Linked DNA regions of Homo sapiens: regions 1 and 2 are each linked to region 3. Evidence: read pairs that join two places in POLR2A ChIA-PET (ENCODE). Cell type or tissue: B cell. All regions are shown on one strand.

Region 1 (5,000 bases), 68 kb before region 3:
TGCTTGAACCCAGGAGGCGGAGGTGTAGTGAGCTGAGATCGCACCACTGTACTCCAGCCTGGGCAACAGCATGAGACTCCGTCTCAAAAACAAAAAACCACAATAATAAAACAATATGATATTGTTGGTAGGAAAGACACATTAGTGCAACAGAATCCGGAAATACCACAAATGTAGTATTTTATTTCAATCAGGAAAAGATGATTTCGTTGATAAATGGCGTAGAATCTTAAATTTAAACAACAAAACATTTAGAATATAATTTAGGAGACTATAAGGGTATTCTAGGGGTTGAGAGACTGCAAAGACAGGAACCTCAAACTGTAAAAAGATATACTTGATTACCCCGAAAATTAACACTGATAAAAGTCAAGAGACAATGATAGATGAGGAAAAAATATTTGCCATACATGATAAAGAGCCAATACCTGTAATATACAAATACATCTTAAAAACTAATTAGAAAAAAGGCAAAAACAATAGAAAATGAGCAAAAAATAGGAATGGACATGTCTCAGAAGAACAAATCCAAATAGCCAAGAAATATGAAAGGGTGCACAACCCCTCTGCTGTGGTTTTTTAAAATAAATAGAAAAGATGTTGGAACCCCCACAACACTTGAAACCTGGAGAGAGAGGTGACTGTGATCTCAGCCATGTATGGTTATAATTTTTTCTGAGATAATAAATTAGACCTGCTTGTTTTTCTTGTTCTGTACAATTATTGGAGAGAATTAAACATGGGACAAAAACCTGCTGCCTTCTTAATGACCCTTCTTATAGATAACTTCCCTTTTGTTGTCCTGCTTTACTTAGACCAGATGACAGCAAACCCATGACTATTACACCCTCTGTAAAAAATGTTAAATGTATGCCTCCCAAAAAGAAACACTGCTTACAACCAAATTATTTATTATTATTATTTCAATTTGAGACAGAGTCTGGCTCTGTCGCCCAGGCTGGAGTGCAATGGCACAATCTCGGCTCACTGCACCCTCTGCCTCCCAGATTCAAGCGATTCTCCCACCTCAGCCTCCTGAGTAGCCGGGATTACAGCCACCTGCCATCATGCCCAGCTAATTGTTACATTTTTGTAAAGATGGAATTTCACCATGTTGGCCAGGCTGGTCTTGAACTCCTGACCTCAGGTGATCTGCCCGCCTCGGCCTCCCAAAGTGCTGGGATTACAGGAGTGGACCACTGCACTCGGCCTATAACCAAATTACTGTAAGTACGCACTGACCATATATGAAGAATGTAATCCTAAAACTCCTCTGCCTTTGTGTGTGTAAATGAAACCTTAACTTCTCTACTTCGAAACACTGACTCCATTCATTTGGAGTCGGTGTTTCCAGGTAGTCCACCCTCATGTTTTGTGCTTGAATAAACTATTGAAATTAGATTCTGACCCTTTTGATTACTTTAGGTGGACAGGTTTGAATGTGTCCCCCAAAGCTCATGTGTTAGAAACTTAATCTCCATCCAGGCGCGGTGGCTCCAACACTTTGGGAGGCCGAGGTGGGTGGATCACCTGAGGTCAGGAGTTCGAGACCAGCCTGGCCAACATGAATCTCCTGCCTCAGCCTCCCAAGTAGTTGGGATTACAGGTGCCGCCACTATGCCTGGCTAATTTTTTGTATTTTTAATAGAGACAGGGTTTCACCATGTTGGCCAGGCTGGTCTCGAACTCCTTACCTCAGGTGATCCACCCACCTTGGCCTCCCAAACTGCTGGGATTATAGGCGTGAGCCACCGTGCCCAGCCAGAAATCTCTATTCTTTATAAATTACCCAGACTGGGTGTGGTGGCTAATGCCTGTAATCCCAGCACTTTGAGAGTCTGAGGTGGGAGGATCTCTTGAGCTCAGAAGTTTGTGACCAGCCTGGGCAACATCTACTAAAAAAATAAAAAATAAAAAAAAAATGCTGGTCATGGTGGTCCATGTCTATAGTCCCAGCTACACAAGAGGCTGAAGCAGGAGGATTACTTGAGCCCAGGAGATCAAGGCTGCAATGAGCTATGATCACGCCACTGCAATCCAGCCTGAGCAACAGAGCAAGACCCTGTCTCAAATAAATAAATTACCCAGTCTCAGGGATTCTGTTATAGCAGTACCACCTTAGACTGTGCTGAGTTTGTGCGACTGAGACTAGCTAATTTATTTACCAGTATTTAGACACTGCCTATAAGGGAAATACAAATTAAGGTGATAATGAGGAATCTCAAAATAAATGAAAATAGCAGAACATAAATGTGCTAACACCTACTATCGTTAATCTTTTAGAAAGCATTCTGTTGTCTATTAAAATTGTTCCCCCTTTCAAAAAATAAAAAAATATGCACCTGTACTCACAGCTACTTGTGAAGCTGAGGTGGGAGGATCCCTTGAGCCCAGGAGGTAAAGGCAGAAGTGAGCTGTGATTGGGCGACAGAGTGAGACTCTGTCTCAAAAGAAAGAAAACATAAACCCTTTCGATCCAATATCCCACTCCTGGGAATCTGCCCCCAAACAAGCCATGTGATTATATAATGTTTTCAAAGTCTTCTGCATTTACTGCAGCATTGTTTGTAGTGGTAAAAATGGGCAAACAGAGTGAATTTCCATCAATATATGAACGACTGAATTGGAAAACCCATAACCTAGAATATTAGGCAGCTTTGAAAAGCTGTTAATTCATACCAACCAACCTAAAGTAACTACTGTTCTGTGTTAACAAAGAAATACATATGACATGGCTTTGTTTTTGTAACACAAACCCCATACAGATGTGTGCATGTTTGCATATGATTATCTGAGCATAACAAAGGCTACAGAAGGATACACAGCACATGCTCTATTGCAGAGTGAAATGGGCGGCTGGAAGTTGCCCAACACATCTTAAACATCCAACTTTTTTTTTTTTTTTTCTTATGAGATGGAGTCTTGCTCTGTCACCCAGACCAGAGTGCAGTGGCATGATCTTGGCTCACTGCAACCTCCTCCTCCTGGGTTCAAGCGATTCTCGTGACTCAGCCTCCAGAGTAGCTCGGATTACAGGCATGCGCCACCATGCTTGGCTAATTTTTGTATTTTTAGTAGAGACGGGGTTTCACCATGTTGGCCAGGCTGGTCTCAAACTCCTGATCTCAAGTGATTCGCCCGCCTCAGCCTCCCAAAGTGCTGGGATTACAGGCGTGAGCCACCAAACCCAGCCTAAAAATCCAAAGTTAAAAAAAAAATGCTTCATACGCTTAACAAATGTATTACATGATTCCATTTTTGCAACATTATATAACTATAGGCATTGAGAAATGCACCAAGGGCTGGGTGCAGTGGCTCACACTTGTAATCTCAGCACTTTGGGAAGGCAAGGCAGGAGGATTGCTTGAGGCCAGGAGTTCGAAACCAGCCTGGGCAACATAGGGAGAATGTCTCTACAGAAACAAAAATAATAATAATCAGCTGAGCGTGATGTGTGCCTGTAGTTCCAGCTACTTGGGAGGCTGAGGCAGGAGGATTGTTTGACCCCAAAGAGTTTGAGGCTGCAATAAGCTGTGATCACACCACTGCACTGAAGCCTGAGTGACAGAGGGAGACCCTGTCTCAAAAAAAAAAAAAAAAAAAAAAAAAAAAGGCTGGGTGCGGTGGCTCACACCTGTAATCCCAGCACTTTGGGAGGCCGAGGCAGGCAGATCATGAGGTCAGGAGATTGAGACCATCCTGGCTAACACGGTGAAACCCCATCTCTACTAAAAATACAAAAAAAAAAATAGCTGAGTGTGGTGGCAGGTGCCTGTAGTCCCAGCTACTCAGGAGGCTGAGGCAGGAGAATGGCGTGAACCCGGGAGGCAGAGCTTGCAGTGAGCTGAGATCACGCCACTGTACTCCAGCCTGGGCAACAGAGCGAGACTCCGTCTCAAAAAATAAAAAATAAAAAATACATTGAGGTGGCTCACATCTATAATCCCAACTACTCAGAAGGCTGAAGTGGGATCACTCAAGGCCAGGAATTCAAGACCAGCCTGGGCAACATGGGTAGACCTCTGTCTCTACAAAAAATAAAAAATTAGTTGGGTATGGTAGTGTGAGCCTGTAGTCTCAGCTACTCATGAGGACTGAGGTGGGAGGATGGCTTGAGCCCCAGAGGCAGGGGTGGCAGTGAGTGGAGGTGACACCACTGCACTCCAGCCTGGGTGACAGAATGAGAACCCATCTCAAAAAACAAAAAAAGGCTGGGCACAGTATTTCACACCTGTAATCGCAACACTTTTGGAGGCCAAGGCAGGCAGATCACTTGAGACCAGGAGTTCAAAACCAGCCTGTCCAACATGGAGAAACCCCATCTCTACTAAAAAGACAAAAATTAGCCGGGTGTACTGGTGCACACCTGAAGTCCTAGCTACTCAGGAGGCTGAGGCAGGAGAATCACCTGAACCCGTGAGGCAGAGGTTGCAGTGAGCCGAGATCGCATCACTGCACTCCAGTCAGGGCAACAGAGCAAGACTCCAATCTCAAAAGAAAAAGAAAAACAGAAAAAGATGCGGCCGGGCGCAGTGGCTCACACCTGTAATCCCAGCACTTTGGGAGGCCGAGGCAGGCAGATCACCTGAGGTCAGGAGTTCAAGACCAGTCTGCCCAACATGGCAAAACCCCATCTCTACTCAAAATACAAAAATTAGCCAGGCATGCCTGTAATCCCAGCTACTCAGGCGGCTGAGGCAGGAAAATCACTTGAACCCAGGAAGGCGGAGGTTGTAGTGAGCCAAGATCAGGCCACTGCACTCCAGCCTAGGTGACAGAGTGAGACTCCGTCTCAAAAAAAAAAAAAAAAATTAAACGACACTTAACTGTGAGTCAGCCCTTCCACTCCAAACTATTTACCCACAAGAAATGATAGAATATATCCAACAAAGACAGGTACATGAATGTTTATAGCAGCTTTATTTGTAATAGTTCACAACGGAACATGGTCCAAATGTCCATCAACAGGTGAACAGCTAACCAAACTGGTGCATCCAAAC
Region 2 (5,000 bases), 1.2 Mb after region 3:
GGTACCTGCCTATAATCCCAGCTACTCAGGAGTCTGAGGGAGGATTGCTTGAGCCTGGGAGTTTACGGCTGCAGTGAGTCACGATTGCACCACTGCCCCCTCCGAGTAGCTGAGACTTGTGTGACAAGTGAGACCCTGTCTCTAAAATAAATAAAAGAGGGAGAGAAGAGTAACAGCTACCTCTTAGGGTGTTGTAAAAATCAAGTAAGTTGGCTGGGCCTGGTGGCTCATGCCTGTAATCCCAGCACTTTGAGGGTCCAAGGCAGGTGGATCGCTTGAGGCCAGGAGTTTGAGACCAGCCTGGCCAATATGGTGAAACCCTGTGTCCATTAAAAATGCAAAAATTAGCCAGGTGTGGTGGTGGGTGCCTGTAATCCCAGCTATTCGGGAGGCTCAGGCAGGAGAATCACTTGAACCTGAGCGGCAGAAGTTGCAGTGAGCCGAGATCATGCCACTGTACTCCAACCTGGGCGATAGAGCGCAACTCCATCTCAAAAAAAAAAAAAAAATCGAGTAAGTTAAAATACATAAAGTGTAGAGAAGAGCACCTAGCACAGGGGTCCCCAACCCCCAGGCCATGGACGTTACCACCTGAGCTCTGCCTCCTGTCAGATCACCATTAGATTCTCTTAGGAGTGTGAACCCCCTATTGTGAACTGCATGTGCGGGGGATTTAGGTTGTGCACTCCTTATGAAAATCTAATGCCTGATGATCTGAGGTGGAACAGTTTCATCCCAAAACCATCCCCCTTAACCCCTCACACCACGGACAAATTCTCTTCCACAAAGCCAGTCCCTGGTGCCAAAAACATTGGGGACCACTGACCTAGCATATAGTAAGTGATATGGTTTGGCTGTGTGTCCCCCCCACCCGCCCAGATCTCATGTTGAAATGTGATCTCCAGTGCTGGAGGTGGGGCCTGGTGGGAGATGTTTGGATCATGGGGTAGATCCCTCATTAATGGCTTGGTGCCATCCCCTTGGTGATCGGCGAGTTCTTGCTCTGAGTTCACAGTGATCTGGTTGTTTGAAAGTGTGTGGCACCTCCCCTCAGAGGGCATTGACCTTGTTCCTGCTTCTGGCATGTGATATGCTTGCTTCCACTTCACCTTTCACACAATTGTAAGCTTACTGAGGCCTCCTCAGAAGCCGAGCAGATGTCAGCACCATGCCTGTACAGCCTGCAGAACTGGGAGCCAATCAAAACTATTTTCTTTTCTTTTCTTTTTCTTTTCCACTTTGTAGCCCAGGCTGGAGTGCAGTGGCTGATCTCAGCTCACTGCAAGCTCCACCTCCTGGGTTCACGGCATTCTCCTGCCTCAGCCTCCCGAGTAGCTGGGACTACAGGTGCCTGCCACCATGCCTGGCTAATTTTTTTGTATTTTTAATAGAGACGGGGTTTCACTGTGTTAGCCAGGATGGTCTTGATCTCCTGACCTCGTGATCCACCCGCCTCAGCCTCCCAAAGTGCTGGGATTACAGGCATGAGCCACTGTGCCCAGCCCCAATCAAACCTGTTTTCTTTAATTACCCAGACTCACGTATTTCTTCATAGCAATGCAAAAACAGCCTAATAGAGTAAGTGCTCAGTAAAAGTTAGTAGCATTGTTCTTATTAACGTGCCTTCTCTCAGTGGCATTTGCAGCTTTTATTTTTGGATGGAGTCTCTCTCTGTCACCCAGGCTGGAGTGCAGTGGCACAATCTCGGCTGTCTGCAACCTCTGCTTCCTGGGTTCAAGGCATTCTCCTGCCTTAGCCTCCTGAGTAGCTGGGATTACAGGCATGCACAACCACACCCAGCTAATTTTGTATTTTAGTAGAGATGGGGTTTCACCATGTTGGCCAGGCTGGTCTCAAATTCCTGATTTCAAGTGATCCACCCCCACTTGGCCTCCCAAAGTGCTGGGATTACAGGCATGAGCCACTGCACCTGGCCATGCAGCTTGTTACTAAAGGCCTTTCTCCTGCTTACCTCAGTGGCTCCCCATCACCAACCAGAGAGCTGTCCTTACATGCCACGGCTGCAGATGGACAGAGACAGTGACTTCCTCAGCTCTGGGGACAGCCTGGCCTCCCCTGCTGGTCATCTCTGGACATTCCACTTATGCCAGCATCCCAGGCAAAACAATCCCAAGTTTTAGAAAAATTATTTTAAAATCTCCTCCTGATTTGGCCCAGCAAATGAGACTGACTGACACTGTATGGCCTTTTGAATCATTCTCAGAGGAATTCAGCTGGGATCAGGAGAAATGGATAAATGTTTTTTGAGAGAACAGATGGCATCTGGGGCAAGAGCGCACCCCCACCCAAAGAAAAAAAGTGTCTTAAATGTTCGTTGTTCCTTTTTTTTTTTTTGCCTCAAAAGTCACATTTATTCAAAGAAAAGAATGACAAGGCTGAGTGCAGTGGCTCACACCTGTAATCCTAGCAATTTGGGAGGCTGAGGCGGGAGGATCACTTGAGTCCAGGAGTTTGAGACCAGCCTGAGCAACATACTGAGAACCCTGTCTCTACAAAAAAGAGTAAATAATTAGCTGGGTATGGTGGCATGAGCCTATAGTCCCAGCTACTTGGGAGGCTGAGATGGGAGGATCACTTGAGTTCGAGGCTGCCGTGAGCTATGATCATGCCACTGCACTCCAGCCTGGGCAACACAGTGAGACCCTGTCTCAAAAAAAAAAAAAAAATCAAGGCTGCTCATAGCCCATACCATGGCTGTGGGGAAAGTAGAAGAAATCACCCCTTCCTCAAAATGCTTTCTTCCATCTGCTGAAAAACTCTTGTAATAGATGTGTCAAACTATAGCATCTGTAACATGAAAGGTGTTGACCCTGGAGGAGTCCTGATGAAACCAGAGATGCCATCTTGGGAGAGCCTCTGTGTGCCAGGCCCTGTACTAGGGGCCTGCTTATTTCACAGGTGAGGAAAGTGAGGCTCAAAGGCTAAGTTCAAAGTATGTAACTGGTAGATGGCAGAGCCAGGGTTTGAACTCCAGAGCCCCAGTGTTTAATCATTAGGCAAGATCATCCCCATCGAGTCACCGTTGGCCAGGTTTACTGCCTCCACATCGTCTCTAGACCTTAGGGTAAGCTCCTCAAGGCAGGGACCACTTTTCACTCACTGCCAAAGCTCTGGCACTGTTCGGAGTAGGCACAGAGGTAGGCAGCACCAAGTGTTTGTTGGTGGAAGGAGCCTCTTTGCAGGAGTCCTAGGGGCTGAGGCCTGTTCCCCTGGCTTGTGGCTGAAGCTGGAGATGTTCCCACCAAAGAGTTCCAGAGCCCCTGCTCAGCTTTAGGATTTGCCCTTGCCCCTGAGTCAAACAGAGCACCCTCTCCTAGTGCCTGATGATTCCATTTGCCCCTGATTCCAGATTTTTCTGAGGCCAGAGTTGTGCTCTCTGCTGAAGCAGGGCAAGGTTTTTAAAGGAGGGCCCGCCTGCCTGAGGGCCAGGGAGGCCAGGGGAGGCCTATTGCAGTGGTTTGGCTGTTTGTCCCTTAAACCTCATGTTGACATTTGATCCCCAATGTTGGAGGTGGGCCTAATTGGGGGAGGTGTTTGGCTCATGGGTATGGATTCCTCATGAAAAGATTAATGCCCTTCCTGGGGGATAAGTGAGTTTTTTCACTCTTAGTTCCAAGAGCTGGTTGTTAAAAAGACCTGGCACCTCCTCTGACCCCCTTGCTTCCTCTCTCACCCTGTGGTCTCTGCATACTTGGGCTCCCGAGCGGAAGCAGCCTGAGACCCTCGCCAGATACAGATACCAATCCTGAACTTTCTAGTCATCAGGATTGAGTCAAATAAACCTTTTTCTTTACCCAGCCTCAGTCACTCCTTTATGGCAACACATAATGAACTAGGACACTTATCAAAGTAGACTTGGCCGGGCATGGTGGCTCACGCCTGTAATCCCAGCACTTTAGGAGGCCAAGGTGGGCAGATCACCTGAGGTCAGGAGTTTGAGACCAGCCTGTCCAACATGGCCAATCCCCGTCTCTACTAAAAATACAAAAATTAGCCAGGCGTGGTGGTAGACACCTGTAATCCCAGCTACTTAGGAGGCTGAGGCAGGAGAATCACTTGAACCCAGGAGGTGGAGGTTGCAGTGAGCCGAGATTGCACCACTGCACTCCAGACTGGGTGACAGAGTGAGACTGTCTAGAAAAAAAAAAAGTAGACTTAAAGGCACGTCTGAATTTTCCAGGCCAACTGAGGGCAAGGTGAAGGATTTTCCTGGCAGAGGTATGACCAGAGGCTAGGGCTGGGGGTGCAGATGGAGACAATGGCAAGCACCTTATTGGCTGGGGGCCAGAGGACACCTGTTTTTGGATAGATCACTTTGAGTCTGGTACAATTCTTTACTGCTGCTTAATGTCAGAAACTTAATTATGCTTTTGCATGATTCTAATTATTGCCTTTTTCAGAGCTCTGCTGGTAAAAAGTGGGGTGCCATACAAACAGTCCCTTTTCAAGCCCAGCGTGTCATGCATCCTGCCAATCAATCACTGTAATGTCCATTGTCCAAACAGGTCAACCGTTGTCTCCATGAAAAACTGGATAAAGAGTTGCTGATAGCAGTGTCCTGGTTCTTCCCTTTACATTCTTTTGGGGGAAGGTGCTGGGAATCAGCCTAGCTTGTGGCATGTGACCTTTTTTATTTGAATGGCACTACAGACAGCACTTGTGAGCACAAACTCTGAAGCCACACTGCCTTGGTTGAGATCCTAGTGGCCACTTTCTGGCTGTGTGACCCTGACTTAATTTCCCCCAAGTTTCAGTTCCCTCACCTGGAAAACGGCACCCATCTCCAAAGTTAACATACATAAAGCCCTTAAACAGTGGCTGGCACACCGTAGACCATAATAGCTATTGTTTTTTATCACTTGTCCAGATACGTCGATATAGCTCTGAAGAAAGTAACAGAAAAAGTTCCAATTCTCTGCTAGTCTTAAGGGAGATTTCACCTGGAAGTGCTGGCTATCTTGCTGTGTTAAAGGAAACTG
Region 3 (5,000 bases):
TCCTTTCCTTCTCACCAGGGTACCTTCATTCAAATGCCTCCTCCATGGTCGACTACTCCCCAGGTGCAGGAGGGCTCAGCTACCCCCCGCAGCCTCTCACTCATCCCGCAAGCCCCTTGGTACTGAGGGACATCACTAGCTCTCTCACCCAGCTCTGTGGGGAGCACTCATGCTGATAACAGCTTGCAAGTGTAAGGGGCCTCTTGGTAACTTAAAGTGACTTTAGATCTATTATCTTCACAAGGGCCACACTAGGAGAGAGTTATTACCCTCCTTTATAGACTAATGCATGGAAGCTGGGGAGGGAGGTGGTGCCAGCCTTGAGCTCCTTCCTTGAGTGCAGACTCGCCCTGCAGAGGGCAGGTGTGTTGGGGCAGGGAGAGGACCTGAGAACCCAGCATGAGGAAGTGGCAGGGAACCCTGTGTCTGCCCCCAAGGGCATAGCCCTCTGTGGCTGGGAGCCCAGACACAAGGCAGGTTGCCCAGGTCTGTGGCATCCTGGCCACATTGGAGGGCTGCTGAGCCCAGGGTTGGAGCGCCCCCTTCCTCAAAGTCCTGAGAATCAGCCTTCAGGGGAAGGCCTAGGATGAGAGTCTCCAGCCGTGGCCTCGGGAAGCAGCTCCCACCAGATGGTTCTTCAGGGCTGGCAGGAATGGCGGCCGCCCCCTGCCCTTAGCCACTCTGGAAACGTGCACATGGCATAGTGGCCCGCTCCTACCCAGGAGGTCAGGACATGAGAGGCTGGCCTTGGGTCCTGCAGCCCTGCCCGCTGCTGACCAGGCGTGGGGCCTTGGGTAGATCTCTTCCTCACTCTCTGGACGCTGTCTTTTTGTGTATAATGGAGAACTGCACCTGTTCAGGTGTGAGAGACAAATGAGCTTCCCAGTATGGCCACCAATGGCCGTCCCAACCTTTCTCTGAAGGAGCACGGGCGGCAATGTGATTGGAGCCGGGGAGCTCCCTAAGCCCACCCTTGAGCCTCAGATGCCTGGCTCTTATTTGAAGGTGCGTCTGTTGGGATGGCTTTGGGAAGGAGCTGATGCAAATGCTAGGGGTGTGGACCCCCCAGTCCCCCAGCTAGTCCTGGCAGCCCCCTCCCCAACCCCATCTGCCCAGCACCAGGGGCGTGTCCTATGAAAAGTCCAAAGCTCCAAATGGGTGGACATATGGTGGTTTCATCATCCTGGTTTTTCTTCCAAAAACCTTCCCTGCAGTGTTCCAACAAGCCATAGGGGCTCCCACGCTCTGCAGCGGCTGCAGCCCCATGTGGTTTTACAATTATCAGTCCCTCTGGGTGCACAGGAAGCCAGGCCCGAGCCCACTTGGCCACCACCTCACTAGCCTACAGGCGCCACTGAGTCTGGGAGCTGCTTCAGGGAAGGGAGGGGCTGGCCTGTTTTGTTCTGGGTATTGGGTGAGGTGCCCTGCTCCCTGCACCCCACCCGACTAACCTCCTTGGGGTGCTTGGCAAAGGCCGCTCAAGGTGGGTGTCCTCGGGCTCTGCCTCTGTGGGCCACATCTGTTCCTGAATTAAGGCTTGAGGAAATGGCCTCAGTGGGGGAAGAGATCTGGCTAGAGTGGCAGAGCTGGGAGTTGAACTCAGGGCGGTCTCCCCAAGGCTGCCCTCCACGTGCTGCCAGACCTGGTGCGCTTTTAACACAGGAGTGGTGGCCGGATGTTCTCACCTCCCAACTCTCACCACCTTGCTGGCCGTGGCCGGGCAAGTCCTATGACTAGCCCATTTGATTTATTTTATGTATTTATTTTTGAGACGTAGTCTTGCTCTGACGCCCAGGCTGCAGTGCGATGGTGCGATCTTGGCTCACTGCAAACTCTGCCTCCTGGGTTCAAGCGATTCTTGTGCCTTGGCCTCCCAAGTAGCTGGCATTATAGGCGAGAGCCAGCACATCTGGCTAATTTTTGTATTTTTAGTAGAGACAGGGTTTCACCGTATTGGCCAGGCTGGTCTCAAACTCCTGACCTTATGTGATCCACTCTCCTCGGCCTCTCAAATTGCTGAGATTACAGATGTGAGCCACCGTACCCGGCCATTATTTATTTTTTACTGGTCTATTCTTCTAGAACACCCATTTGAGATAAGAACAGGGCACTGACTGGATTTGTGGTTAACTTCTTTTCTAAGGAGAAGAAATGTTTATTTAAAAAAAATTTTTTTTAAATAGAGACAGTGTCTCACTGTGTTGCCCAGGCTGGAGTACAGTGATGCCATCATAGCTCACTGCAGCCTCAAACTCCCAGGCTCAAGTGAACCTTCCACCTCAGCCTCTCAAGTAGCTGGGACTACCCACAGACACCCATCACCACTCTTGGCTAATTTTTGTTTTGGTAGAGATGGTGTGGGGGCGGGGGGGGGGGCGGGTCTCACTATGTTGCCCAGGCTGGTCTTGAACTCCCGGCCTCACACGACCCCACCTCACCCCCAACCTTGGTCTCCCAAAGTGCTGGGATTATAGGTGTGAACCAAACCCAGCCAGAAATGTTTATTCTGAATGAGATCTTACAAGGAACTGCAACATAGAAAACAGCTGTGCATGGCCAGAGGCAGTGGGCGGGCCCTTTGCCTCTTGGGTCCTGGGCTGTGAGGTGCTGCGTGGGCGACAGATTGCCCTGAAGGCCTCAGTCCACGGGCTCTGGTAGCTGGGTGGCAATGCCCCTCCTTTGCCCCAGGCCAGCCTCTGAAGAGGAGGCTTCTTCCCCAGGGTCATGGCCAGCTATGGATCTAGGGAGGAGGCGAGGGCTGGGACTAGCCCTCTAGGTGGGCGGCCACATCTCTGACCACATCCTCTGGTCCTCCCTGAACCCCGGTCGGAGCCCAAAGATGATCCCCAACCTGTAGAACCGAAACCAGGGCTATGAACTCTGGGGCAGACACCTGCCCTCAGCCCCTTTCAAGCCTCAGATCAGCAGGCGCTTCCTGGGGCAGCCCCAGGGGGTTCACAGCCCCTCTGTGGCCACACAGAGCCCTGCAGGTGGAGTGCTCCGGGAAGGAGAGCGGGCGGCCAGGCAGCACTTCCCTTCCTCCTAGTTCAGGGGCACTGCTAAGTTCTGTGCCTTCTCTAATGTGCTCACAGCTTGAACAAAAATGCTCCACCTCCCTTGGGTGACCCCTGCCCCAAGCTTTCAGGACCCCAGGCTGGAGTGACAGCATTTAACCTTTAATGTGGGTCTCTCAGCCCTGAGTACAGCTGCAGTCTAAGGGTGGGGTTGGGGGGATCTACCGTTTTTTCCTCTTAGTGTGTGCTTTGGATTAGTAACCTGATGGAAAGCACGCTGGAGTTGGACGGCCTGGTTTGCATCTGCTTCTACCACCTTTGTTATTTCGGCAGTCCTCAGTCTCGGACTCTCCCTCTGTGAAATGGGGGAACATGAACTTCCTCAGATCGTGACAGCGCAGCTCCACCTGGCACAGGGTGAATGCCCACAGGTGGCAGCTGAGTGACGCAGGGAGGGCCGGCCAGCCCTGCAGCAACTGAAGCATCCACTGGCACCTCAAGTGCTGGTCATAGGACCAGACACCACCACACCAGCTAGGCTCGGAGCACACAACTGGGTCCCTGAAACCCTCAGGAACTTGTTTCTGTCCTGCCTTCTGCCAGAGGGGCTGGAGCAGCCTCTACCCATGGCACCTCAAGTCTGCACCCTTTTATGAAGGGTCACTAATCAGTCACCCTTCCCTCTGCTGGTATAAACAGTCCCCCATCTGTGACATCACCTGGGCCTGACTGGCCCCACCCTTAGTTGCATGTTTGTCACAGGCTATCTGCTTTGTCTTCAGAGGCCCGGCTTCCCTGTACTTAAACCGTCCTTGGGGCTAGCAAGGAGCCAGTCTGGCTCCAAAGCCCAGAAACCCTTGTTTACTTGATGCCACCCAGTGCCGAGGGCCTGCAGGTGCCCACTCATCCGTCTGTGGCTGAGGGGTGCCAGCCTAGGCCTCAGCTATCAACATCCTCCCAACTGTTTCCCCCCTCCCCACCCCAAGTGAACTGCTCAGCTCCCACCTTGCTCAGGGAAGGGGGCATCACCCCAGAAACCCTTTTCCCTACAGGCCTGGCCCTCTTAGTAGGAGGGGGCAGCTACTGCCCAGCAGAGCAGGACTGGGCAGGGTTGGTCACCTTGCCCCGGCTGCCTTGCCACTCTGTCCCTGCTGGCATCACCCCCTCAGACACCAGGGGAGGATGGCCCAGGACTGCTGCCCCTGGAAAAGACAAGGAAGCACCCGAAGCTTTCGCACAGTTCAGACTTTTTAATGCAAGGAGAAAGTCTTCACTTCTCTTCCCACAGGTGTGAACAAGCCACTGCAACTTCAACAGTGACTTCCCGGCAAGGACAGCGCCCGCATCCATCCTCACCTAATACTGTATGGAGTGACGGGCTAAGGAGAACAAGGCCAGTTCCTGCAGACTCCGAGCAGCGCTGGGGAGAAGCTCCCTGAGACCCCCGCGGGAAAGCCTGGTGGGAAGCCCAGCTGTGTGGTACCTGGTGCTCCACCTGCCTTGGTGCCATCACAGCCCGGACAGTGGCCACTGGCCTGCAAACGCGCCCGGGCCCTGGAGGCTGGGCTCAATGGCCCCAGGCAGAGGAGGGGGAGGCGGCCTGAACTGGCCCGGGCCACTGGGCCGCAAGGTTCTGGTTTCTTATTGCTCAACCTGGGGGCCAGGGGCGTTGTAAGGACATCCAAGTGAGCTGCCCTCCTTTGCTAAACAGAGGAGGAAGGAAGGTAGGAAATGAAGGGGGATTACAGAAGGGGCTGGGTTTTCCCCTGGTCCCCGCTGTCTGGACATGAGAGCCTAGCCAGAACCACGGGCTTCCTCTTACCAGCACCAAGCTGTCGTGAGGCCCCGCCACCGCCACCCACCACCACCTCCCACTGTGGAGGGTGCGTCCCAAAGCTCCAGTTAAGTGAGAGGGTAGGGCAGGAGCTGGGATGACCACCCTTCCTCAGCCAGGAAATGCAACACTGGGGTCCAGGAACGGGGTGC

What was found. Peaks named below come from ENCODE experiments on the same cell type or tissue, not always from the same donor. Only the 100,000 strongest peaks of a DNase experiment are listed, where the experiment ranks them.
Region 1: POLR2A ChIA-PET joins it to region 3 with 7 read pairs; 23 of 35 experiments call an interaction of 5 or more read pairs at or near these places.
Region 2: POLR2A ChIA-PET joins it to region 3 with 7 read pairs; 2 of 35 experiments call an interaction of 5 or more read pairs at or near these places.

The regions. Positions count from the first base shown.
Region 1 is chr11:64,780,017-64,785,016 of GRCh38, forward strand. MAP4K2 (mitogen-activated protein kinase kinase kinase kinase 2) reads right to left here. Exons shown (of 32, transcript NM_004579.5): 32 at 4,902-5,000. Among named protein-coding and RNA genes, the nearest start is that of SF1, 4.0 kb to the left of the region's middle. In B cell, no CTCF peak of the experiment used is centred here; a DNase peak (open chromatin) is centred at 2,805; H3K4me3 peaks cover 19 bases; H3K27ac peaks cover 3,235 bases.
Region 2 is chr11:66,036,424-66,041,423 of GRCh38, forward strand. It overlaps GAL3ST3 (galactose-3-O-sulfotransferase 3), which reads right to left. Exons shown (of 3, transcript NM_033036.3): 3 at 4,342-5,000. Among named protein-coding and RNA genes, the nearest start is that of GAL3ST3, 10 kb to the right of the region's middle. In B cell, no CTCF peak of the experiment used is centred here; no DNase peak of the experiment used is centred here; H3K27me3 peaks cover 522 bases.
Region 3 is chr11:64,848,487-64,853,486 of GRCh38, forward strand. It overlaps EHD1 (EH domain containing 1), which reads right to left. Exons shown (of 5, transcript NM_006795.4): 5 at 3,156-5,000. Among named protein-coding and RNA genes, the nearest start is that of CDC42BPG, 6.3 kb to the left of the region's middle. RefSeq lists enhancers at 3,179-3,228, 3,399-3,528, 4,846-5,000. In B cell, a CTCF peak has its summit at 363 (motif pointing right); DNase peaks (open chromatin) are centred at 385, 2,925, 3,465 and 4,795; H3K4me3 peaks cover 2,782 bases; H3K27ac peaks cover 4,939 bases.